3 separate regions of the Homo sapiens genome follow, and regions 1 and 3 are each linked to region 2. A link is a loop called in an ENCODE intact Hi-C map of the cell type or tissue named here. Cell type or tissue: endothelial cell of umbilical vein. All regions are shown on one strand.

Region 1 (8,000 bases), 270 kb after region 2:
AGGATTCTGTTTGGGGATGTAAACAGAAACAGCGTATGTGTGTTTATGCCTGAGCGTGCAGAGGAACATGTGTTTGAGACAGCGTACATGTGAATATATGCAGTGTGTGCCTTTGTAGGTATCTGTATTTCTGCAAGGGATATGAGAAAGGTGTTTGGGTTAAAAAAAAATCTTTAATCCTGAAAGTGGAGTGATAAAAACAAGGTATGTGTCTGTAGTCTGAGCTGATTAACAGGTTGTTCCACAGCTAAAGGAGGAGGCCTCCATGCAGCAGGACCTCAGTTGGTTTTTGTCAGTGTGCTGATGAGTGCACTGGGGTAGGAAAATTAAATTCAAATTAATCTATTTGTTGAAAACTTCCTACACACAAGATGCTGTGCCAAGTGGTTCAAGGTAAATAAAGGTGAATAAGATGTGGTTACTGCTCTCAATGTTCTCATAGTCTAGTAGAGGACATTTTAACAACTCCACAGATAATCATAATTCCTGACACAGGGTAAGAAACATCAGCCAGATAAAGAAAATTCTATGGAATGCAGAAGACAGGATATCACATTTAGATGGAAAGGTCAAAAAGCCTTCTCAAAGTTGTATTTAAGCTGGACATGAAGAAGGAATAAGATTTTGAGAAGCAGAAAAACAGATGAAGCAGAGACTATTTCAGGAAGAAAAAAAAATGCTTTAAGAAATTTTTTTTAAAAAGTGCAGATCCAGGAAAACATGGGCTGCAGGAACTGAGAGCTCCGGCAAGGCCAAAGAGACCTCAAGTCTCTTATAAATAAGTCCAATTTATTTATTTAATTCAACAAGCATTTGTTCAGGACTTCCAATGTGCCATTTGACTAGAATATAAAGTATTAATATATGTTAAAAAGTGAAAGATAAGACTAAGAAAGGGAAGGCTAAGGTAAAACAGACAGAATTTTAATTAGAAACAGCTTTAAAATGTTCTGTTTCCACTTAAGGAATGAATGAACCCAGACGTAAAATGGGTCACCCTGCCCCATAAGATCTGGTAAGATTTGCTCAAGCCATCATTCCACTCCCTGTTAAATGTCCAATGTCCTCCCCAAGAGGTTTGTGAATTCTTGGGGTAGGTGGTCTTTTTACTTCTCGCTTAGATTGTCTACTGCTCTTGAATTCTTGTTTTCACATTGTGCCCTGCAGCTATTGATTTGTGTGTCTTCCACACCTCTCTAGCCATCCCTTCTTATCTCAGGAACTAGGCTCCTGCCATTTTCCATTCATTCTTGCATCATCAATTTCTCCCGCCCTTCTGTATTATTCCAACAATACCATGGTATCTCCAAACTTAAAAACCCTTAATCTTATGTACTGCTCCAACTATTGCCTGAATTCTCTGCTACCATTTATGGAAAAACATTTTAAAATTGTCTGTTCTCAGTGTCTCCACTTCCTCCCATCCCATTCTTGCAATTTAAAAATAAATATATGGTTAAACATTTATCAAAATAATGGATACATATAGATTAAATACATTAAGTCACTGGCTTTGTCACTGGGGTGCTCCCAGATGTAAGTATCTGGGGTTCGTGTGGCTGCTCAGACTTGGAGGGAAGATGACTGTAACTCTAGGTCAGAGGCAAGGCAGTGGGATCAGGCTCGTCTGCCAGCCAGCGATCTGGAAATAGGCTAAGGAAGGCAGACTGAGGATCTCGTGCCGTATGTAGACTGGCACCAAACCCTCTACTTTGCCTAGTGTGCCTTATTTTAGCATCTCTCTAGATCTTTCCTTCTAACATGGATTGTGCTTGAGGAGGTTAGAGTTGTCATCTAGCTGTGTGGAAAGAGGAAAGGAACCTGAGTGAAAAGGTTCAGCTGTGCTGTGTACAGAACTGCAAACAAGCCTCACATCTCTGGGTGGAGGAATCTGGAGAATAAAAACAAGAAGCTGCTATCACTTTCAGGGGTGGAAAAGCAGAGGTGAAAGACCCCTGCTGCTGTTTGCAACTGTGAGCAGGAACCCAGGACTGCTGTCTGTGGAAGCTGCTGCTGGCGAAGTCCCCACCAAATACAGAAGAAAACGTGGCTTCTCCCTCCCCACTTTCTTCTTTTTCATTTTATTTTATTTTATTTCATTTCATTTTATTTTTTGAGACGGAATCTCCCTCTGTAGCCCAGGCTCGAGTGCAGTGGCGCGATCTCGGCTCACTGCAACCTCCATCTCCTGGGTTCAAGCCATTTTCCTGCCTCAGCCTCCCAAGTAGCTGGGACTACAGGCATGCACCACCACGCCCAGCTAATTTTTGTATTTTAGTAGGGGTTTCACCATGTTGGCCAGGCTGGTCTGGAACTCCTGACCTCATGATCCGCCCACCTCGACCTCCCAAAGTGCTGGGATTACAGGCATGAGCCACCACACCCTGCCTCTCCCTCCCCGCTTCCTTTTAATCTCCCAATTGCCTCCCACTGGCAAAATCTCCCCTTTTGCTCCTCCAGTATTCCACTAATTTTGTAATAAATGCCCTGAATTAAAGATCTTTTAAAAAAAATCTCAAAGTGATTGTATTTATCCAAAAGAATTAAAAGCAGTGACTGGAAGAGATATTTGCACACCCATGTTCATAGCTAAAAAGTGAAATCAACTCCAGTGTCCACTGAAGGATGACTGGATATGCAAAATACGGCATGCATATATAGTGGAATACTCTTCAGCTTTCAAAAGAAAAGACATTCTGACACATTCTCCAAAATGGATGAACCTCGAGGATATTATGCTAAGTGAAATAAGTCAATCACAAAAAGATAAAAGACAAATACTGTATGATTCCACTTATATGAGGTACTTGGAGTAGACAGAATCTTAGAGACAGAAAGTAGAATGGTGCTTGCCAGGTGATGGGGAGTGGGGGAAACAGGGAGTGTTGTGTAACGAGTATAAAGTTTCAGTTTCACAAGATGAAAAGGATGATGCAGATGGATGGTGGTGATGACTGTACAACCTATGAGTATATTTAACACCATTTAATAGTTTAAAATAGTGAAGGTGCTAAATTTTACATTATGTGTATCTTACTACAATTTTAAAAATGGAAAAAAAAATCCTGAGGTGGTTTTCATTTCTTGGTTGGATATTGACATACCCTCCCACTCCCAGCCCAGTTACTCTGCAACACCTACCATTTTGTTAGTCTTCATGGAACTTGCTGCTCTCTGAAATGACCTTGTTTACTTTTGTTTATTTACCATCTGTTCTCCCCCACTCAAGGGTAAGGATTAAGAGAGTAGGAATCTTATTTTCTTGTTCACCTCTGTATCACTAGCACCTAGAATAAAACTTGCTTCACAGCAGATTTTAATAAATATTAGTTGAAAGAATGCACACACACGAAAGGAGCCTTACACATTTTTCTTGATTTCCATAAAAAATAAGAAGGATCAACAGAATTCCTTTGTGCTGTACAGACTTTACTGATGAGTTGGGAAATAGAGGACCCCAAGTTTACATCTTGGGGTCAGTTTTTACTTTAAATCTCTCAAACACACCAATCTTCATCCTCCATTCTCTGGTCTTCTGATGCCCTCCACCCCACCTGTCGTCGGGGAATATCTATCCAAATTCATCCGGTGGAAGAACAGTTCCCTTTTCTCCAGCCCTGACTCCCAAACTCAGCTCAGGGCTTACCACTGTAACTCCAAACACTCATCAGTGTCCCCTACACAGACTGTCTCCTCTGGGTGTCCCCTTCCCACCTCTCTGCAATGGAAAGGTAGCAGCAGAGGGTTCAATTTTCTCACTGATATGAAATATGCTTCTTCTCTTAAAAGGCAAAATAACAACAATTTGTTCTGGTTTAAAACTACTTTTTTATATTATAAGTTTGCTTTTAAGTAGACACTAAATTACAAATGTGTCCTCAGATATGGAGGATAGTGACATGTAAGGACAACCCTACCTATTCTGTATCAAATAATACATTTTAAGGGAAATACAAGAAAATAGAAATATGTAGCTCAGCTCCCTGGCTCTTCTCTAAATGCATAGGCCCATTACAAAGTTAAATTAAAGGAAGGACAGCAGTGGGGGACCTGTGACACTTACTCCTTCCATCTTCTGCTTTCACGAACAAAACTCAACTCAAGTTATTTCTAAAGTCAGAAAAATTAAAACTCAAAGAAGTACCTGTGCATATATGTGTATTACACATCTTAATGGAAGACACACAATTCCAAACATTATTTGAATGTACATCCCTCAAGAAATTCACAGACTTGAGGAGCAATCTTCAGACAAGGTCGGAGACAGAAGTTCCTTTATCTCTGAGAACCAATCGCTGGGCCCGCCACTGCTAAAGGCCACTAAGAGAGAACGGAAGGGGACAGGGACTGAAGGCGGGCAGAGGAGAGAAAAATAGAAAAGAAAATAGGATTGTTTGAATACCACCAGCAATCGCCTCGGGCACATTTTCCTGCCTTAGCTGCGTGAGTCAGCCTGGCCGAACAATCTAAAAACTTCACAGGCCGGGCAGGCTGCAGGGTGCGGTGCCTACTTAGGTCCACCGTGGCCCACATGGACCTGCGACACTGCAGCCGCGCTTTCCCAGGGCCTGGGGCTGCGGGCGCCTCCCAGGCCGGTTCAAGCCACGCACCTCAGAGCGCACTGGAGAAAGTCACTACCTTATTTGCACACTAGTCATTACTGCATCCTCATCACCTCTTGGAATGAGAGTTGAAAATTTAAGCAGAGGATTTCTTTAATCAAATTCAAATGCTTTGCATAGCAAAGAAAACCGGGTCAAGGAGCTGCCGCTACAAACAAGTTCCAATTCTTAGCTAGAGCCAGGGGATAAATGTGAGCAAGTCTCCCCCTAGTGGACAGAGCGCGTCACCTTTCACTCGCAAAGACTGCCGCATCTGGGTCAGGCAGAAATTCAGGAAGAGCCAGGTGAGAAGGTGAGCTGGGAGGAGAGGAGGTAACCTTGTTATTGGAACCCACAGTCCCGCCTTGCCTTCTCAGATTTTCTTTTCAGTGGAAAAGCAAACTGCGTTGAAGTTTTTACACATCGTTTGAGAATGCTTACTCTTAAAATGTTTGTTCCTAATTCGTTGAATATGACTATATGTCTCACTATAATGGAGGGTAGCAGATCTAATGTCATTTTCTGGACTGGTTTTGAAAGGCCTAGGTCACCCCTGAGGGGGCACTCTATTTGGGGACAAGCTAAGGAGGACTGTGGCAAAGAAAGAGTGACTGGAGAAAGATGATCCTGTTTCCATGGACAAAATCAGTCCCAATGTCCTTGCCCCATGAGCAGTGACAGGTCAGCGACATCACCAGGCTGGCAGGATCCCAGGGGTAGGTTGTTCTTGCATCAGAGTCTTCCGGCCGACCCCACCCGCGTGGCAACCAACAGTCATGCTCTCTATCCTTTGCAAAGATAGACTGGACGAGCTGTCTCTGTCCAGACTAATCCTGACCAGTCTTTCCACAGTCTTCTCCAGCTATTTCTGGCCTTCAGTAGGGAAGCTTAGACTGAACTCCATAGAACAGACCTCAAAAGAGTTTCTAGGATCCTAAAATGTATGGAAAATATATATGTATGTGCACATGTTTAAGTGTATATATGAGTGTGTGTGCACGTGTGCATTTGTGCAAACTTTCTATATGCAAGCTTGCAGACTGTGAATTCATTCAATTTTCAAAGTATCTGTGGCCCAGGAAACATTATAAGTCACCCCACCAGTAAAACAAGCCATTGCAGTGATTGAAGTGCCTGGGCTGTGGAATTTGAGTGCCCAAATTCAAATCAGACTGAGATTCCTTGAGAAAGTAACCTAATAGCTGCAGCCCTTAGTTTCCTAATCTATAAAATGAGAATAATAATATAGTACATAATAATAACAATAGCACTTTATCCATTGAATTAATGGAAGGATTAAATGATATAATGCATGCAATGCACTTAGCGATTTACTTGACACATATTCATTGTTCAGTAAAGTTTGGCCTTCATTATTTATAATGAACCCCTTAAATTAGAAGCTGAGAAATGTTAGGGTCTTTAAAATTCCAGTGTGGGTAGCATACATTTTTCAATAATTTTGTGATTTTGGGATGAGATACAAGAATTATTTTTCTTTTGATAAAAACATATTCAATCTCTTTGGAACAATAAGTATGGCTCTATACAGGGTAATAAACTAGATGATAGAATTATAAATTTTAAAGCAAGTAGAAGCCTGAGTTATTACTAGTCATATCTCCTTCAATTCTGCTTTATAGGTGAGGTTATCCAGATACATCATGAAAATGACCTGCCCAGGCTATCCTGATGTTATGGCTACAGTTCAGGACCTTGATTTTTAATTATTAGCTGGCTTTACCACAGCTCTCAGAGGCCTTCCCCTATCTTCATGAGATTCTCAAAGGTCCATTAAAGAAAAAAATTGAGAATGGTTGTCCTGTGGGAAATAGACCATCATTCAGGTCTCTGCTCAAATCCCTGGCTTCCTGTTCCCTATGGCTCAAAGCGAGTTTTCTTCCTCTGAGAACTCTGTATATCACCATCTTATTACCATTTATCTCAGTCTGAAGATGCACATCATACTCCATTTTTCTCTTTGTTCCCTTAGATTTCAAACATCTTGAAAACAGGAAACATGACCTCGTATCTAATAGAATCTGACAAAATATTTCACAAAGAAAAAGATAAAAGGTATAATACAAAGGGATTAGAAAGCCGTTTATCTCATTGATGAACTCCAGCCTGAAAAACTCCAGAGGACCTAAGAAAAGTCCATTTCCCATTGCTGACTTCTTCTCCTCTCCTGGAAACAATATGAACTGGACAGACTGTGAGCAAAGCCAACAGCACAAATAAGGCTAGAGAAAAAGAAATAAAAAAAAATTGGACCCATTTTTATCTTGGGGCCAGGACTCTAAGATTTCAATGGGGCAAAAGATGAATGATTCATGCCTACAAATAGAATATATATGGCAGGAGCTTGTTCATAGGAGTATGACAAAAACTTTGTTTCTAGGCCTGGTTCCTGGACCCGGATCCCACATGAAAGAGCAAGACCAGGTGCCTGGCTTGGTTACACATCAGAGATTGGACAGGAACTAAAGGAGGGGGTGAAATCCCTAGCTCTGAAGGTTAGAGGACTTGAGGGCAGAGGTCAGGTTGGACATTATAGGGTCTTCTGTTTCTAGTCTCCCCAGTCTTGGCTTCTACTCCCATTTCCCTTGCTTCCTTCCTGCACCCCAAATTGGGTCATGATAGAAAAGAGATAGCCACACTTTCTGCTAATGCAAGAATTGTCTAGATGAAGCAAGAGTTCTCAGCCTGAGCTTAAATAGTTCTTTGATTCCCCCTGGAAGAATACACACAAAAAGTGAGCCCCAAGAACATTTGCATATTTGTCTGGGTGGAGGATTTATACATTTCATAGGATTCTCTAAGAGGTCTGTGACCCAAATGAGTTGAACGATGGCTGCTTTAGGGTCTCTCAAATCTTCACAGCTCCCCAAACTCTCCCACAGAAATTCTATTTCTTTTAGAGTTTTCGCTCAGAAGGAATATTTTTTGAATCTATTCCCTGACTTATGGTGGTTTTCACAAAGGAGACTTGCCTTGTGTCATAGACCAGGGACTGTAGACACCAGTGTGTTAGGGAGGATTCTCTAAAGTTGCTGTAAATTCTAAGCTACCGGCAGACAATGCAGGATGTCTGGAGAAACAGATTGCCTGAGATCCTAAAGGAGCCTAAATAATTCACTAACCCAAGAGAAACTCCTGAAGCACATAGCAAACTTATTGACCCCAGAGTGTTCCTTTGACATAACAGACACAGTAGCTTAAAGAAAGTATACGGTAATATGTTGACTGATAATCATTAAAAAATAACAGTAATTTATGTCTTTTTCAATCAGGTCTTTATCTTGACAGAGGGCTGAAAAAAACTTGCCTTAATTTATCTGTAAATTGTCCAGAAACCTGCTTTTATATAGCCGGAGAAAATGAGTGATGAGTCTGTCC
Region 2 (8,000 bases):
TATGCAACTAGGAATTGTTCCAAGCCGGAAGTTCTGAACGTTCTCATTTCATGGCATCCGTAGTAATAGTAATTTTTCCATAGCACATCTAGGCCAAAAGAAATACCCGTCATATCCATTTATTAAGTAATTATGTCTCAACCACTTAATACATATTTATGTCCTGATAACTTGGTAGAAATTTGAAAAAATAATATGCATAAATTGAAAGAAAAGATAATACTTTTATTACATTCTTAAGTAACACAAGAGTTACTAATGGCATGTGTGCACCTGTTGGGGGCTGTACAATGTCTGGAACCTTGGAGTCAAGATCTGACACCTCCACCCTCATTTCCGGCTCCACATTGATTTTGGGATGGTATTTGCTTTTCATCACAGCAATAGCTGAAAACCCAGTGCTGTGAAGATATACTGCCATCAAAAGGAATGCGGTGTGATCTAACGTTGAAACTGAACTACCTCAAGCTAGTAGTTCACTCAATGACTGACAGATGTCAGTTATCCCCACATTTCCCTTGAAAATGTTAAATGTTCCAACAACCCTTTGCAAGTTGACTGCAGTGCCCTAGGACATATTAGTACATGGGATGGGAATCTCAGATCTAAGCATCTAAATTATATTAACTCTTTTTATCCTCACAGTAGCCCTGTGATTTATGTACTGTTCCTATCCCTATTCTCCATTTTGGAGATGACACTGAGGCACAGAAATTTTAAAACTTGCCCAAATTCGCACAGCTATGAAACCAGAATTTGAAGCCAAGCATTTTGGCTCTAAGTCCTTACATTGCATAAGTACAGAGGTCGGGGATCAGGGACGCTGGATTCCGTTTCTCAGGATTTGCGTGACCTTGGGCAAGCTAACTGACTTATCTAGGGCTCAATGTTCTTTTCAAGTAAAAGGGGATAATAACCATTGTCTTAAGGATTAAATGAGATAACACGTGAAGATCTGAACTTAGTGCCTGGCACAAAATCTTTACTTAAAACTAGTAAAATTTCACAGAGGGGTTCACTGTGTCCTTTCCCCCAGTTTTTCCCGTAAGAACTCTGTGAGATGTAAGTTAGTTTTAAGAAGCCAAATCACAGAGCGAATTCAGAGGACTTTGCAGTAAATTTGTGATTAATTGCTCACAACCCTAGTATCGTCCCAAACCTCCTACCCACCTGGGCTTATGTAGAGAAGGGGAAGCCTTGAGCTTTCAGGGGAGATGTTTCCTATCCACACATAATAACATTCTAAGGCACTGGTAGAAAAACATCAAATATTTTGGTTGAAATGCTTTGTTTTTTAATGACACAAAGGGAGAGTGAAAAAGCTGTTGAGTTCCCCTTATCTGACAAAATAGAAGAAATGTCACAGTGCAGTCCTAGGGACCCCCTTTTTTAATAGAATAAGAAAAAGAAGCCCAAAAAACAAAATACAAAAAAAAGCCTCCCACTTATTAAAATACAAAGACCTAGGGGAAAAAAATCACCCCCTGCCCCCTAACCAATTTCTTTCTGCTCCAAAGTCTAAAACTGTTTTATTCACGACCTCCAAATGAATAAAAATCTGTTCTGGCGCGGCTATTCATCTCCACAGGCAGCCCAGGGTAGCATCCCACACAGCAAACTTCCCTCAGAGCCTTGCACTCATTTCTGAAGCTTTTCTTACACATGAATTATAATATTCTGTTTCAGTTAGCAATGGTTTTGATAGTCGTGGGCTTCTTCTCTGTGCTACAGAGAATAGTTTAACAGGAGGAGCTGAACCATGAAATGAAGCATCCCATGCGTTGAGTCTCGCGCGGCTCTGCCACCCAACAGTTGTGTGGATTTGTAAAGTCTCACCTTCGTGCATCACCATCTCCTCATCTGTAATACTGGGATAAAACTATTCCCCCTCACCCCCAGTGTCATTGGGAAGATTATCTGTGATAATATATGTGAAGACGAGCTATGCAGTAGACATTGTATTGCCGTTGTCTCAAAGACATTCTGTTGATGTTTTCTCAATGCTGGAACATTGCTTTCTTCCCACCTCTACTCTCTTAAGAAAATACAGGAATTCCTGGGCTGTTTTCTTCAAGGATGCTAATTTTTCCTACCTTAAGCGTTTATTTGCCTTACAAATATTTGTCTGTTTTCCCTCATATTAGTATATAAATTGGGTTTTAAACTTAAAGAGTTTGTGTGAGCTATGATCTGCACAGAATGTATTCATTCGGCTCTTTTCTATTCCCTGGAAATGGACACTGCCGAGATCATTTAGAAGTTATAAAGACATTTAGAGTTATAAGACTTACGAGGACATTTAGAAGGATAACATGAAGGATATTAATGAATATATTCAAATTATCTTTCAAAACAATTTCTTACAAAGTAGGTTTTTTCAAGCCATCTTTTCCCCCTTAGGATAAGTAACACTTAGGAAGTTTTACCGTACAGTATTTTCTCTGTTTCCTTTCCTTCTTCTCTGGGAAGCAGTAAACTCAAGCCTAAATGAGGCTCAAATAATTTTATGCTTAGAAATAGCTGGGGAAATTTTAGCTTTTGATAGCAGAGATTGATTGATAGAGGGAAAGGTGATTGGAATTTTATAAACTTCCTTTCTCTTACTTGATAGGTTTAATTTGGGGTAGCAGTTTGGTCTAGTTTCAAGTACAGTCTTGCACCATGTAATGGCGTTTGGTCAGCAATGTACTACATGTTACAATGTTAGTTAACATATTACAATGTTATTCTCATAAGATTATATGACCACAGTTTTACGTACCTTTTCTCTGTTTAGACATGTTCACAATGTCTAAACAGAGAAAATACACAAATCCTTACCATTGTGTTACAGTTGCCTACAGTATTCAGTACAGTAACATGCTATGCAGGTTTGTAACCTTGGAGCGACAGGCTATAGCATATAACCTCAGTGTGTAATCAGCTCTACCATCTAGGTTTGTGTAAGTACACTCTATGATGTTCGCACAATGATGAATTTGTCTGAAAGCATCCCCATTGTTAAGCTAGGCATTGTATAGAAATACAAAAGGCAGGAGCCTGCAGTTATGATATTTGGCCAAGATGTGGCAGTAATGGCTCACAGGTGGTGGTGGCATGGCCTATACTTCAATAGAAATGATGTTACCAATAAAACAATAATAACAATGCTTTCAGTATGTTGGGTACCATGTTCAACACTTCTTATGAGATTAAATCATTTAATTATTATGCAACCTTAGGAGGTAGGCATAATAATTATCTTCCTTTTACAGATGAGGACATTGGGGGTTAAAGAAATTAAAAATTTCCTGAAGATCACAGGGCTTGCAGCTTACAGGGTCAGGATGGTTCTCAACCCCTATTTCATATTAATCTTGGAGATATTTGGAAAAACAAAACAAAGTATCTGTCTAAACTTATTTTTTAAAGACTGATTGATTAGATGGAGGTGGAACCTGAGAATTTTAAAAGCTCAGTGAATAATTTGTCTAATTCTTGCTCCCCAGTCACAATGTGCCTGAGAAGCAAGAGTTAGGATCTCTAGATGACTGCTGATTTACAGCATCAACTAAACATTCTACTTATAAGATGCTACCTAATTGTGATTGTTATACTATTAATCTGAACAAGAAATACTGATTTATTCTAGATGCTAATAAGAAGCTTATGTTCCAAATAAATTCATCCTTTAATTTATTCTGCAAATGATTAAACACCTACCATGTTCTTGGCTATCCTGGGGCTACAGATATTTAAAAAACATTATTCTTGCTCTGAAGAATTATTTAGGCTAATGGGGATAGCTCGAAAAGTTGAAAATACGATATACTGAAAATTTGGACAGATTTACTTTCTTTAGGTTAATAGGCTTATTGAACGCATACTTTGTGCCAATCTTGGGGAAACAGAGATGAATGGAACTGTCACTGCCCTCAAGGAGCTCACAGTCTAGCTCAGTGTTCCCCAACCTTTTTGGAACCAGGGACACGTTTGGTGAAAGACAGTTTTTCCACGGACAGGCAGGGGATGATTTGGGGATGATTAAAGTGCATTACATTTATTGTGCACATTATTTCTATTATTATTACATTATAATATATAATGAAATAACATACAGCTCACCATAATGTAGAATCAGTGGGAGCCCTGAGCTTGTTTTCTTGCAACTAGATGATCCCATCTGGGGATGATAGGAGACAGTGACAGATCATCAGGCATTAGATTCTCACAAGGAGCACGCAACCTAGGTTCCTTGCATGCGCAGTTTACAACAGGATTTGCACTCCTATGAAAATCTAATGCCGCAACTAATCTGACAGGAGGGAGGCAGAGGTCAGGTGGTGATGCAAGTGATGGGGACCAGCTATAAATACAGGTGAAGCTTAGCTTGCTCACTGCCACTCACCTCCTGCTGTGTGGGCCAGTTTCTAATAGGCCATGGATAGTACTGGTCCATGGCGTAGGGTTGGGGATCCCTGGTCTAGTTGAAAAGACTATGCATGACAGTCAAAATACCACAAGTTAAATCCTATAATAGTTATGAACAAGAGCCATGCAGCCCAGAGGAGGGAATGCCTGGGGGACATGAGGAGTGTGAACCCCAAATATCTGAGATAGGTCTCAGTTAATTTAGCAAGTTTATTTTGCCAAAGTTGAGTACACGCAGCTGTGACACAGCCTCAGGAGGTCCTGACAGCATGTGCCCAGGCTGGTCAGAGCACAGTTTGGTTTTATACATTTTAGGGAGACATGAGACATCAATCAACATATGTAAGATGAACATTTCCTCTGGAAAGGTGGGACAACTTGAAGCCGGGGAGGGGGCTTCCAGGTCATAAGTAGATAAGAGACAAATGGTTGCATTCTTTTGAGTTTCTGATTAGCCTGTCCAAAGGAGGCAATCAGATATGCATCTACCTCAGTGAGCAGAGGGGTGACTTTGAATAGAATGGGAGGCAGGTTTCCTCTGAGCAGTTCCCAGTTTGACTTTTCCCTTTAGCTTAGTGATTTTGGGGCCCCAAGGCGTATTTTCCTTTCACAGGAGTCACGGACTTGGGTAAACATTTGCACGTGAATAAGAAGAGGAGGCAAGGCAAAGCCTGCCTCATGGAAGAAGCCCTATGGGCAGGGTCCCACAAGCACAGATAGTCCACAATTGGCCAGAGTTATTTAAGAAGTGGTGAGAAGTTCACAGTTATTGGGGCTTGGAGTGGGTTGCCATTGCAAGTGGGAGAGCCCACTAAGATGCCCCTTGGCAGGAGGGGCCCAAACAGTGACCTAGAATCAGCCCAAGGAAGCCACCCTCTTTAGTTTTTAATCCAACTATAAGTCAGCCTGAGTGGAAAAGATGTGTGCTGATCTCATACATGTGGGGAAGGTTGGACTGGAATGATTCTCTCCTCCACTGGATAGTAACAACTAACATGCAATATTTATGTGAGCTGGATTATAAACATTTTGTGATTGTGTCTATTTTTCAGAGCAACGCTGTGAATTAGGTAATATTGTCATCTCCATTTTACAAATGTGAAAACAGGCATAGAAAGGCAAGTAACCTACTCAATTTCGCATAAAGAACTAAGGCCATGATCTGAACTCAGCAGTTTGACTTCAGAGTCCACACACTTTGCCATCATTACAATTACCCCTTGGTATCCACAGGGGATTAGTTCTAGGCCCCCTGTGGATACCAAAATTCTCAGATGCTTAAGTCCTTTATATAAAATGCTGTTGTATTTTCATATAACCTATGCATATCCTCCTTTACACTTTAAGTCATCTTTATCCAATCCTTGCACACTCTCAGGCCCACTATTTCTAACCCAACCATCCCCCAAACATCCATGAGAGATGCTTGTCTGTTTGAACTTCTCAATCATGGGGCACTCACTTCCAATTTAGGCAGACTATTCCTTCATAGCTCTTCTCTACACAGATTTGCAGCTAGCCTCCCTCTGCAATGGCAATCAATCTTGTTCTTTCACTGCATGACAGTCCTTCAAGTATATGGGGACACACATCATGTCTTTCATAGATCTTATCTTCCCTTTATTTCTTAAACAGCTCCCCATGTGACAATACTTTGATACCTTTACCATTTCAGGTATCCATCACTGAACTTGTTCCAGTTTTTCTGGATCTCTCAGTTCTTAGTTGGATCCAGAATGGAACCCTGTAATGCAGCTAAACTCTATGATGGGCTCAGCACACCTTGGAAATATGGCCTTACTTTTCCCTGATACTGTATTAACCTAAGATTTATACTAACTGTATTAGACATCATGCACCATTGTTAATTTCCACTGAATCTGTAACCAAATAAGCACGTGGCTGGCTGATAGGGAATGGCTCTCATTCAATATGGTGGTCCATGTTAGACCCTGGTTCTACTGTCTGATACACTAATTTCTACTTCATGGATTGGGGAAGCCAGACTAATCCTCTCTACACACTCAAGCGAGGGTACTTAGGTCACCATAACATTGCTGTCCACATTTCAGTCATTAATAAAATATTGCCCAGAACAAAAATGAAGACTGAGCCAACCATCAAAAATTTTATTTTCTTTAAAATTCTATTCTCAAAGATAAGGGATTAAGACAAATTGTCATGCTGAGTACAGAAAACACGTTTTCAACATGTTCTTTTTATGAATTGTGACCTCTATGATAGAAAGTGTCTGGGCAATCTTTCAAAACCATTCATTTTGATTTATACTTTCATTGAACTACTATTTCAGTTTTTATTACCAAAAAAATAAAGGAAATATGTATCTGGCAATTGTGATATTTTGCTAACTGAATAGTTATTAGAATAATTTCCAGCTCTCTTTCATTTGGACTTTTCTTATTATGGTATTATCTACAGTAACCTTTCACGTAAAGAGGGAGCATAAATTCCTAATACACTTTTGCATTTTGTTTCTTAATAAGGTTAGAGAATGATTTTTTAAAGTTTCATCAAAAGTCTGTTCATTTCCTTTCATGATGAGGTATGTGAATAGAATAATTTTATCAAACTAAAATTTTCCATAAAAACTTGGGTACTGAAATATTTATTTTTCCATTGTGGATGAAGAGCTGACTTCCTAGACTATTCAAGTACCCACAGTAAAGAGAACAATGTAGACTGCTGTACATTTCTAAACCCAGGGAGATCTTAGCCTATTCAAGAACCATTTCATAGGAAATTATGGCAATTCAATAAGAACCATACGGCGTAGCTTTCTCAAGTACATCAGAGCCTCATTATATAACCATAACCCTAATTTGAGATATGAAGGATAAATATAAGAAAACATGAAGGATGTTTACCAGTTCAGTTACTCCTGTTCCCCTGCTTGGTTTTTCATGTTGCATAAGTCCTATCCATGCCCAGGGCTTCTTGAGTATTCTCAAGTCTTATTCTCTAAGGGAGAACTTCTCTATGGAAGGAACTTTTTTCCCTTCTGTCTTATCCTGTTTTGTGCTGCCGTAAATACCATAGAATACCATAGTTGGGATAATTTATAATGAAGAGAAATTTATTGGCTCACAGTTCTGTAGGTTTGGAAGTCCACTATCAAGGTATCAGCATCTTGTGAGGGTTTCCTTGCTGTATCATTCCATGGTGAAAGGGCAGAGAGAGGGCAAGAAAGACAGAGAGCAAGAGGAAGTGAACTCACTCTATGTATTAGTCCATTCTCACACTGCTAAAAAGATACTACCTGAGACTGGGTAATTTATAAAGGAAAGAGGTTTCAACTGAGCAATTTTCAACTGAGCAATTACTATGCAGTGTGACGAGCATTGCCCCAGCTGAAAGAGTGGGCACCATGGGGCATGTGGAAGAAGTGAATAGCCTAGAGGAGAGGGTAGGAGGCTCTCCCAGAGAAAGGGAAATTTAGGTCAAGAAAAGAAGGCTGGCAGGTAAAGGAGCCTCCGGGGAGGCAGGGGACCATTCTGGGCGTAGGACTGGCATGTGCAAAGGCCTGCAGCTAAGGCAGTACGTGATGTGCAAGGATGGGCTGGCCAGAGGAG
Region 3 (8,000 bases), 460 kb after region 2:
TTTCCACTGGAAAAATCTAATGTCTATCCTTTAAGACTTAATTCAAATTCCTCAGTGGTGCTTGCCAAGTGGCCCCAAAAAAGTTAGCCACTCCCTATAGGGTCCCATGTCCTTCATACCTTTCTTATTGCACAGATCCTTTGAAACATCATCTCTTTTCTTTCCGGGGGACAAGGACTGTGTCTGGCTTATCTAGCCCCCCAGCACAGTGCCGTGAACACACAGCTCAGTAAATATTCAGTGAATCATTCAAAGAGTGAAAGAGAGTAACCTCATGACCTTTTCCCAGCTTCCACAGGATTGGACAGCTGGACACTGATATCTGAAGGACATGAATTCCATCCTTGCTCCCACTCTGTGGCCACTGCTTAATACGGCCAAGGCCACGGGAGCTGTTGGCCATAACAGCCTCTGAACTAAGCTGCTTCTGCAAGAACCTTTCTGCTGTCATTTTCATTTTGAACTTATTGCACTCCTCTCCTGTCTCCAGAGGAATTTTTTTTAATTTAATGACTGGTGGAAAAAAAGGATTTGATGAGAGGATTCTGCTTTAACCACACATTTTCAATAAAGCACATATTTGATATAAGAAAAACCTATAGTTTTTCATGTTATTAAAAAGGCAAACCTCCAATACTGCTAAAATCAAAACATCAAACACATCTATGCTTCCTAGCAACAGCATATCCGAGTGGTTTCCCCTCTGCTCTCTGCTTTCTCTGGCACAAGGGCCATGCCTGTCAGACAGAGGCAAGTGCCTCTGCTTCCCAGGCACAGTTTTGAACGACAGATGTATTACCCACTGGGCACCCTCCACACTGCTTCTTGGAGAACAGAAGGGCAAGCCAGGAGTGACAGGTGCCAGCTCCACCTCGGAGCCAGATATCCAGCGTTCTGGCTGTTTTCTCTGCCACCACAAAGGGTCTTCAGCTGGACAATGTTTGTCAATCTGAAGGTCAGCTTTCCTGGGAGCAATGGCAGGATCAAGGCAGAACGCAACAGTGCAAGGAAGATAGCAAGAAAACCACCATTTGGTCATATGGCTTTCCTTGTTCCACATATCTAGGAAGGTCATAGAAGTGAGTGAAGGCATCTTAGGTTTATTGGTACCTGGGCATCAATGGAAAACAGGGGAGGGAGAAGATAGGGAAGACAGAGTCCTAGCTGAGTGAGCAGAAGTGTGGTTAGCTACCATAAGCCTATTAAAAAACTCACATTTTAATCCTTGAAATCCTGCCCTAATTTCCCTAATCTGAGTTGCATGGAGACAACTAAAGGTAGTAGCCAAGGTAGGAAGGCACATCCATGTCACATTATACCTATGAAAACAATGTCATCCAATATCACGCTCTTTTCCTCAGCCCTATACAGGCACGTTCACACACTCATTCTTATCCTTCCATCGAAGGGGTACAAAAAACACCACTGTCACATGAAAAACACGGCCAGAAGCTTCAATCCTGGGAACTGTGAGGCTGTTTTATTGAGCTGTCAATGAAAGGGCAGGGCTAGCCTGCTGGGCCAGCCAGCAGGGAGCTCCTGCTGCTCTGTCCACGGCTTTCCTGGGCCAGCCCCAGTTTGGCATCCCTGTGGCTACTGTCCATGCTGGCTTAAATATTGTTGAGAATATTCCAGGTTCTATGGCTGCCTGGGGTTGCCAGGACAGAACAGCAAGTCCAGGCATTTTCATTAGCTTGTGGATTTCATAACCTTCATCTGGGGAGACAGGGCAGGAGGATACCTGGAACGGGAGTCCAGCCTGTTTCTCTGGTTGTAGATATAAAAGTTATCTCCGGTTCAGCTTTCCCAAATTCTCCCCTCATCCCCCTATACTCAAGTTAAATTGTTAGCCCACTCCTCAGTGAAAAGAAGGCACTCATGGAGCTCTGTTTGTTTCAGGCACTAAACAAGGTACAGAGGCTAACAGAGATGGGCTCCTCCAAGAAAACAGGATTGTGCAAATACTAAGAACCAAACTCCAAATGACATAAAGACTATTATGAATGAGAAAAAGGAAATTCTAGGCTAAGGGAGGTGCCTGAGTAGAGGCACAGAATTTCCAAACCACCAGATCTTAGATTTGATAGTCATGTGGTCAACCTCCCAATATCAAAAACAATACAAAGCAAAAAAAGTCCCTGACAGAGAATCATGCAGCCTCTTCCTGAGACCTCACAGGACAGGGGGCTGGTTTTCCTGCAGGGCAGCTCAGCAGATCTGCTGGTTATGACATTTCTTTCTTCTAGGGATCCAAATCCTCATAATCTCCAGTTAACTCTCAGGTCTGACATCAGGAGCCACACAGAATCACTCAATGTGTCCCTGCTCATAAGGACTCTTCAGTTACCTTCCTGCGCTCCCCTGCTCAGCCTTGTATTTTCATCTTCCTGCCTTCTGTGTTCCTCCCTCCCTGTCAACTGCTTGCTTCCCGGCTTGTCAAGAACAAAAATCCAACAACCAAATTAACAAGAGAAAAACCTACCAAACCATTTTTGTTCATGATTCACAGTGAATCTCTTACTTGATTGCCTGCCCACTGTCCCTACCTTATATACATTGCTTACTTATACATTCCAACACTTTTTACCTAATTTAGACGCTCTCCAATTACTAAAAATATTTATTTTTAAATCCTCCTAACTTTCCCCAGGAGGTGAATGGCATTACGTGCACAGCAGCACACAGGAGCTCCAGAAATGATCATTCACCTCTGACCCTCTTCTGAAGCTATGGATTGTTTTTGTGGAATAATGTAGGCATCTGTGGACACAGAGACCTCCTTTAAGGAAGTAGCAATTCTTAGGATTTTTCATGGATGCCAGCTTTGGAAGAAGCTCCACATACTTGCTTTTAGTAGAGGTACGCTTTTAACAGTGACCAAACAGCTATCACGCATGTATGGAATCTAAAATATTTTCTCCCTTGATAAGGCCATATATCAGACCATATGTGAAGAGTATAATCTTCATGCCCACAGTTAAATTCTCGCCCATCTAATAACGGGGAAGGGATGTGCACCATTTTGCTATTTTCTCTATACCCAGGGGCCACATCTTTAAGGAGCCCAAAGCCAGAGACTATATAACCAGTAACCCTTAGAAATACTCCTGTTGGGAAGTTAAGCTATCTTTGCTCAAGTAGGAAACACTGGCTTCACGGAGGGAAAAACTGACCATGATTAACAGACTTTTGCTGAATTGTCACTCTTCTAGAGATAACGCCTCATTTCACTTTGGGCCCCATCCTAGCAGAGCCCGGCAAATCTTGCAAGATGGTCTCAGGAGCTGGCCAGGGAGAGGGAAGCTTGGTCACGACCCCCCTCTAGTGGCCGAGAGTTACTGCATGAAGTAACCATAATTCTTACTCCAGCATTTGCTTCTAAATCAAACAACTCACCTTTTTGGAGGCTGGCTGATAAAAAAGAACATAAAAATGGTGCTTGGCAGAAAATCAATCACTCTTCTCTTAAACTTGTGCTCAATTCATCACCGTCATGCTTACTGTAAAACAATTGTAAGGCTGGTGAACTAAACCCCTGTGTAATCCTAAACACCTACCCCTGATGCCTGCCAAGAAGGGTGAGTGCATCTGAGGCAGGCTTCTGGAAAGGGCAGGGCGAGATGGGCCACCACCAGGAAGAAGCCTCTGCTCCGTCCACCTTTTTCAATCTTTTTTATCTTTTTCACGAAATCTCATTTCACCTATGTACTACATCGAACGTCACATATTTTTTTGTCTCTAAAAAGAATCTCAAGTACAAGAGAGTCGGAATCCTTCACCTAAGCAGAAGAGAAACATTCTTTACCACTAAAGGAAAAACTAAACTGTTTTTCCTGCTTCCACACGCTGACTCAACACAGAAAGCTTCGGTCACCAAAACATGTAGGGACTTCTCCCCACTAACCACTAGTTCTCCAGCGGACACCAACTAGATGTCCTGAAATTTAACTCAATTCTGACACTATCTACTGGAGTTAGCGTCAGATCCCACAGCAAAGGTCCCAGTCCCACAGCACTGCTCCCCACTTTAGATATCAATCACAGTCCCAGGTTGTGGCCTGTGCTTCTGACCAACCGGTTTATAAATCGGAGTTTCCACAACCCCCTTCTTGGATCCAGTTAATTTGCTGGAGTGACTCACAGGACTCAGGGAAACACTTAAGTTGCCCAGTTGATTACAAAGGCTGTTACCAAGGATACAGATGCACAGCCAGATGGAAGAGATGCACAGGGTGAGGGTGTAGGAAGGGATTCAGAGCTTCTGTGCCCTCTCCAGGCACACCACCTTCCAGAACCCAGGCACACCACCTTCCAGAACCCCTGTGTGTTTAGCTATCCAGAAGCTCCCCAAACCCTGACCTTTGGGGTTTTCGTGGAGGTGCCATTACATAGACCTGATTAATTATATCACCAGCCATTGGTGATCAACTCAACTTTCAGCCCCTCTCCCCTCCTTGGAGGCTAGAGGGAGAGGCTGAAAGTCCAACCCTCTAATTACATGGTTGGTTCCTCTAGCAATGGAGCCCCTCTCCATCCTGAGGCTGTCCAGGAGCCCCCCAAGGATCATCTCATTAGAACAAAAGATGCTCCTATCACCAAGTAAATTACAAAGGATTTAGAAGCTCTGCATCTCTCACTCCTACCATTCAGGAAATTAATTGCAAAGGTCTTAGGAGCTCTGTATCAGGAACTGGGGTCAGAGACCAAATTCAAATTTAAAAAAAAGATTTCCCTAGTGCCCTTACCTACACAGTTTCAGGAGCTCTATGTCAGAGAGCAATATACACATTTCAATATACACATTTCACATCTACCAAGTCTGAGGTGGTAATACCATCAGGGACCAAAAGTATCAGCGTGTTGCCAATATTCAGCCACGTCTTGGGGTAAGCCTGATTCTTAGTTTGTAAAGTGATGGGGTCTCCACAGTACTAATATTCTGTGATTCTGTCAAGATATGAACTTGCCCAGGGCTCAGCTAGCCCCAAAACTAGGTAGTATATGTATTTTAAAAGCCCCCAGCCCAGAAATGAGAGAGGGATCTTTACCCCAAAGAAACTCACTGTCTCCTTTTTGGTGAGCTCATCTCATCATAATTCTACTCCCAACATAGATACATACCGTCTTTGAAATTGTTCTAGTCCCCTCAACAAACACCAAGAGAATATCCGCTGTGTGCAACCTGTGGGCTGGGCATTGTGGGAAATGCAGAAAGAAAGAAGAACCTGGCTTCGATCCGGAGGCCTTTGGGGCGTGGTAGGGAGAGCAGGGCAGAACTGGCTTCGATCCTGGGGCCTTTGGGGTGTGGTGGGGAGAGCAGGGCAGAACTGGCTTCGATCCTGGGGCCTTTGGGGTGTGGTGGGGAGAGCAGGGCAGAACTGGGCCAGGCAACACTCAAGGAGGAGTCTTGAGGGCAACATATTAAGGGGGCACTAGCTCTCAGGCTCCAGTAAGTACAGGGCTGGCACTTGAGAGCAAATGCCTTCTTCAATGTTGCTTCTCATGTCTGGGCCCTAGAGGAGAAGAAAACATGCCTACACAATTGTCCCACGGCATAATCTACTCGAAGAGGCAGCAAGGTAAGTGATCACCACACCAAGATTGAACCTCAATTGTGTTATCTTGGGCACATTATTACCCCTTTCCACATTCTCCTTTCCTTGCCTAATCTCTCCCTTAGGGTTCTCAGAAGGTAAATGAAAATCTGTATTCTCCCCTTCCCCCAACGAATCCCTAAAGAAAAGAGCAAAATTCATCCATGCACAGAAATGGAAATGGTTAGAGGACTAAGCAAAACAGAAATTGCAGCATTCCATCTCCAGCCCCACTGAAGTTCAGAGTTTGAAGGATGTGCAGGAATTGAACTTTGTTCTTTCTTTCCTATCACCCTAGGGTGCCATCCCCCGGGATGCCAGCCCCAGCATTGTCTCTAGTCTTCCCATTGGCAGCCGAACAATACTAGCCTGGGTTTGCCTGTGTTGGCCATGGCCACCTCCAGAGAGTGCAGTAATTGGGAGTGTGGAGTCACAAATGGCGGTGAGGAAAATTTATGAAAGTGAAGGCCTCTAGCATCTGGAGGCCACACCCCAGCCACACGCAGCAGTCACCACCAGCCCCCTGCTTCAAAGGGGCCGATCCTTCCATAGGCCTTTTTCACATTAGGCAGTGGATGGCTGCCAAGTCCCACAAACAGGCAAAGGCACAAATCCTCCACTACGTGCATTAATCAAAGGGCGGCAGAGGCGGCTGCCCCTGGAGGATGCGGTACAGTGGTGAACTTTTTCAGATGCTGGGGGCCTTGCATCAAGCATCTGCCGTGCCTTTTGGCTCCACAATAAACCAGCATTCACATCCCATCACTGCACAAGAAAGGGTCTTTTCACACTCAATGCCCTTTGCAGCCTTGGCTGCCGAGGGATAGCTCAGTCCACTGGACCTAAACAGGGTGCTACCCGTCCCAAGAGGCCCACCCCCACCCATCAGTGGGGCTGGCACGCCACCATCCTCAAATCCCAGAAAAAGGACTCCATGACCAGACATTCCCCAAAGCCAAATCATAAACACCACAGGCCTTCCCCTCCATGCCAGCTTCCCCACACCCTCTGCTAGAATGAGAGCACCCTCAGATGAGCCCCTGAGAGTTGGAATGTGAGGCCTGTTTTCTATAAGCAACTGCAGAGATAATTGCCTAAAAGGCCCCAGAACACTGGCCCAGAGGCATCACATGATTTTCTCTTTTTACCATCACATTACTAATAAGTGGCAAAGACAGCATTCAAAGCTGAGCCCTCACCCTCTCCCCTAAGACAGGTCGCCTTCTAAAGCACATGCTGTTCCTTCTAGCTGGGGTGTTCTTCCTCCCCCTTCTCCTAGTTAAAATCCACTCCTCCTTCAATATGCAGCTGAGTAGCTTTCTCAGGGAAGGTTTCTGAGATCCCCAGTCTAGATAAGGTTGCTCTTAAACATTCTCCTGGCATTCTTGCATGGCCCTTATCACACCCTGCAACTACACCCCCATGGGAGCGATCCCTCACTCCATCTACTCCACCATGCCCCAGGGCTGGCAGGTGTTGCTCACCAATTTTCCCCAGCCCTAGTGCAGAGCCTGTTCTAGGGTACATGCTCAAAACCTGTTTTCTGAATGCATTACTTACAGATGTTTATATAGTCAAGTCCAGATAAAGCGACTACTAAGTGACAATGAGATTTACAGGGTTAAATGGCCTCAAAGTGAAGGAGGAATAGGCATTCCATGGATTTAACTACTACTAACATACTGAGGGAAGTTCTGAAAACTGGAGTAGACAGCTAGGAGGTCAGTGGTGGTCTTAGCAGGAATACTTTTACAAGAGTGGTGTGGCCAACAATCCTCCTGAAGTGTATTGCAGGTGGAAAATATGGGAGGCAATGAGGAAAGGCCATTCTTTCAGTAGGTTGTCAGATCAGAGGAGAGAAATGAGGAGATAATTTGAAGGGAACCCAGAAGACAGAGAGAGAGAGAGAGAGAGAGAGACAGAATCAAGAAGACTTGAACACATTTTGCATCAAAGCGGGGAAGGAAGTCCAAGATAAGATGCTGAAGCTAAAGAGATGGAGGGTTTGGGTAACTGGTGACATAATATCAGGAAGAAAACAGGAGAGGAGGGGGTCAAGAACACAGGGAAAAGATTACCCTCCTATTCACTTATCATTGCTAGTAGCCAAATTCCTGAAAAAAAGAAAAAGAAAAATGTAGAAGTCCTTATATTCATATACGACAACATAGGGAGAGGTAACCTCTAGATCAGCAGTTGGAGGAAGGAAGACCAAGGTGCTAATCCAAATATCTAGCAAAGAAGCAGGCAGAACTGAATGCAATTTGCAAATAGTGTTTCCAGGTGAGGAAAGACTCCAGACAAGGGACAAGATGAAAGCCACTAGAGAATGAGGTTTTACTCCCCAGTTCAGTCCATGCCCTTGGGGACTCATGGCAAAGGAACTGAAATAAAACTAAGCCTAAA

What was found. Peaks named below come from ENCODE experiments on the same cell type or tissue, not always from the same donor. Only the 100,000 strongest peaks of a DNase experiment are listed, where the experiment ranks them.
Region 1: a loop joins it to region 2, with 24 times the contacts of the local background. A loop is called at or near these places in 31 of 110 quality-filtered maps.
Region 3: a loop joins it to region 2, with 15 times the contacts of the local background. A loop is called at or near these places in 15 of 110 quality-filtered maps.

What each region holds. Positions count from the first base shown.
Region 1 is chr7:34,317,943-34,325,942 of GRCh38, reverse strand. No RefSeq gene overlaps it. Among named protein-coding and RNA genes, the nearest start is that of NPSR1, 340 kb to the left of the region's middle. RefSeq lists an enhancer at 4,883-4,942. In endothelial cell of umbilical vein, CTCF peaks have their summits at 4,645 and 4,844 (motif pointing left); a DNase peak (open chromatin) is centred at 4,782.
Region 2 is chr7:34,592,149-34,600,148 of GRCh38, reverse strand. All of the region lies in intron 2 of NPSR1-AS1 (NPSR1 antisense RNA 1), which reads left to right. Among named protein-coding and RNA genes, the nearest start is that of NPSR1, 62 kb to the left of the region's middle. In endothelial cell of umbilical vein, no CTCF peak of the experiment used is centred here; a DNase peak (open chromatin) is centred at 3,068.
Region 3 is chr7:34,129,700-34,137,699 of GRCh38, reverse strand. All of the region lies in intron 13 of BMPER (BMP binding endothelial regulator), which reads right to left. Among named protein-coding and RNA genes, the nearest start is that of BMPER, 230 kb to the right of the region's middle. In endothelial cell of umbilical vein, a CTCF peak has its summit at 3,336 (motif pointing left); a DNase peak (open chromatin) is centred at 3,319; H3K27me3 peaks cover 159 bases.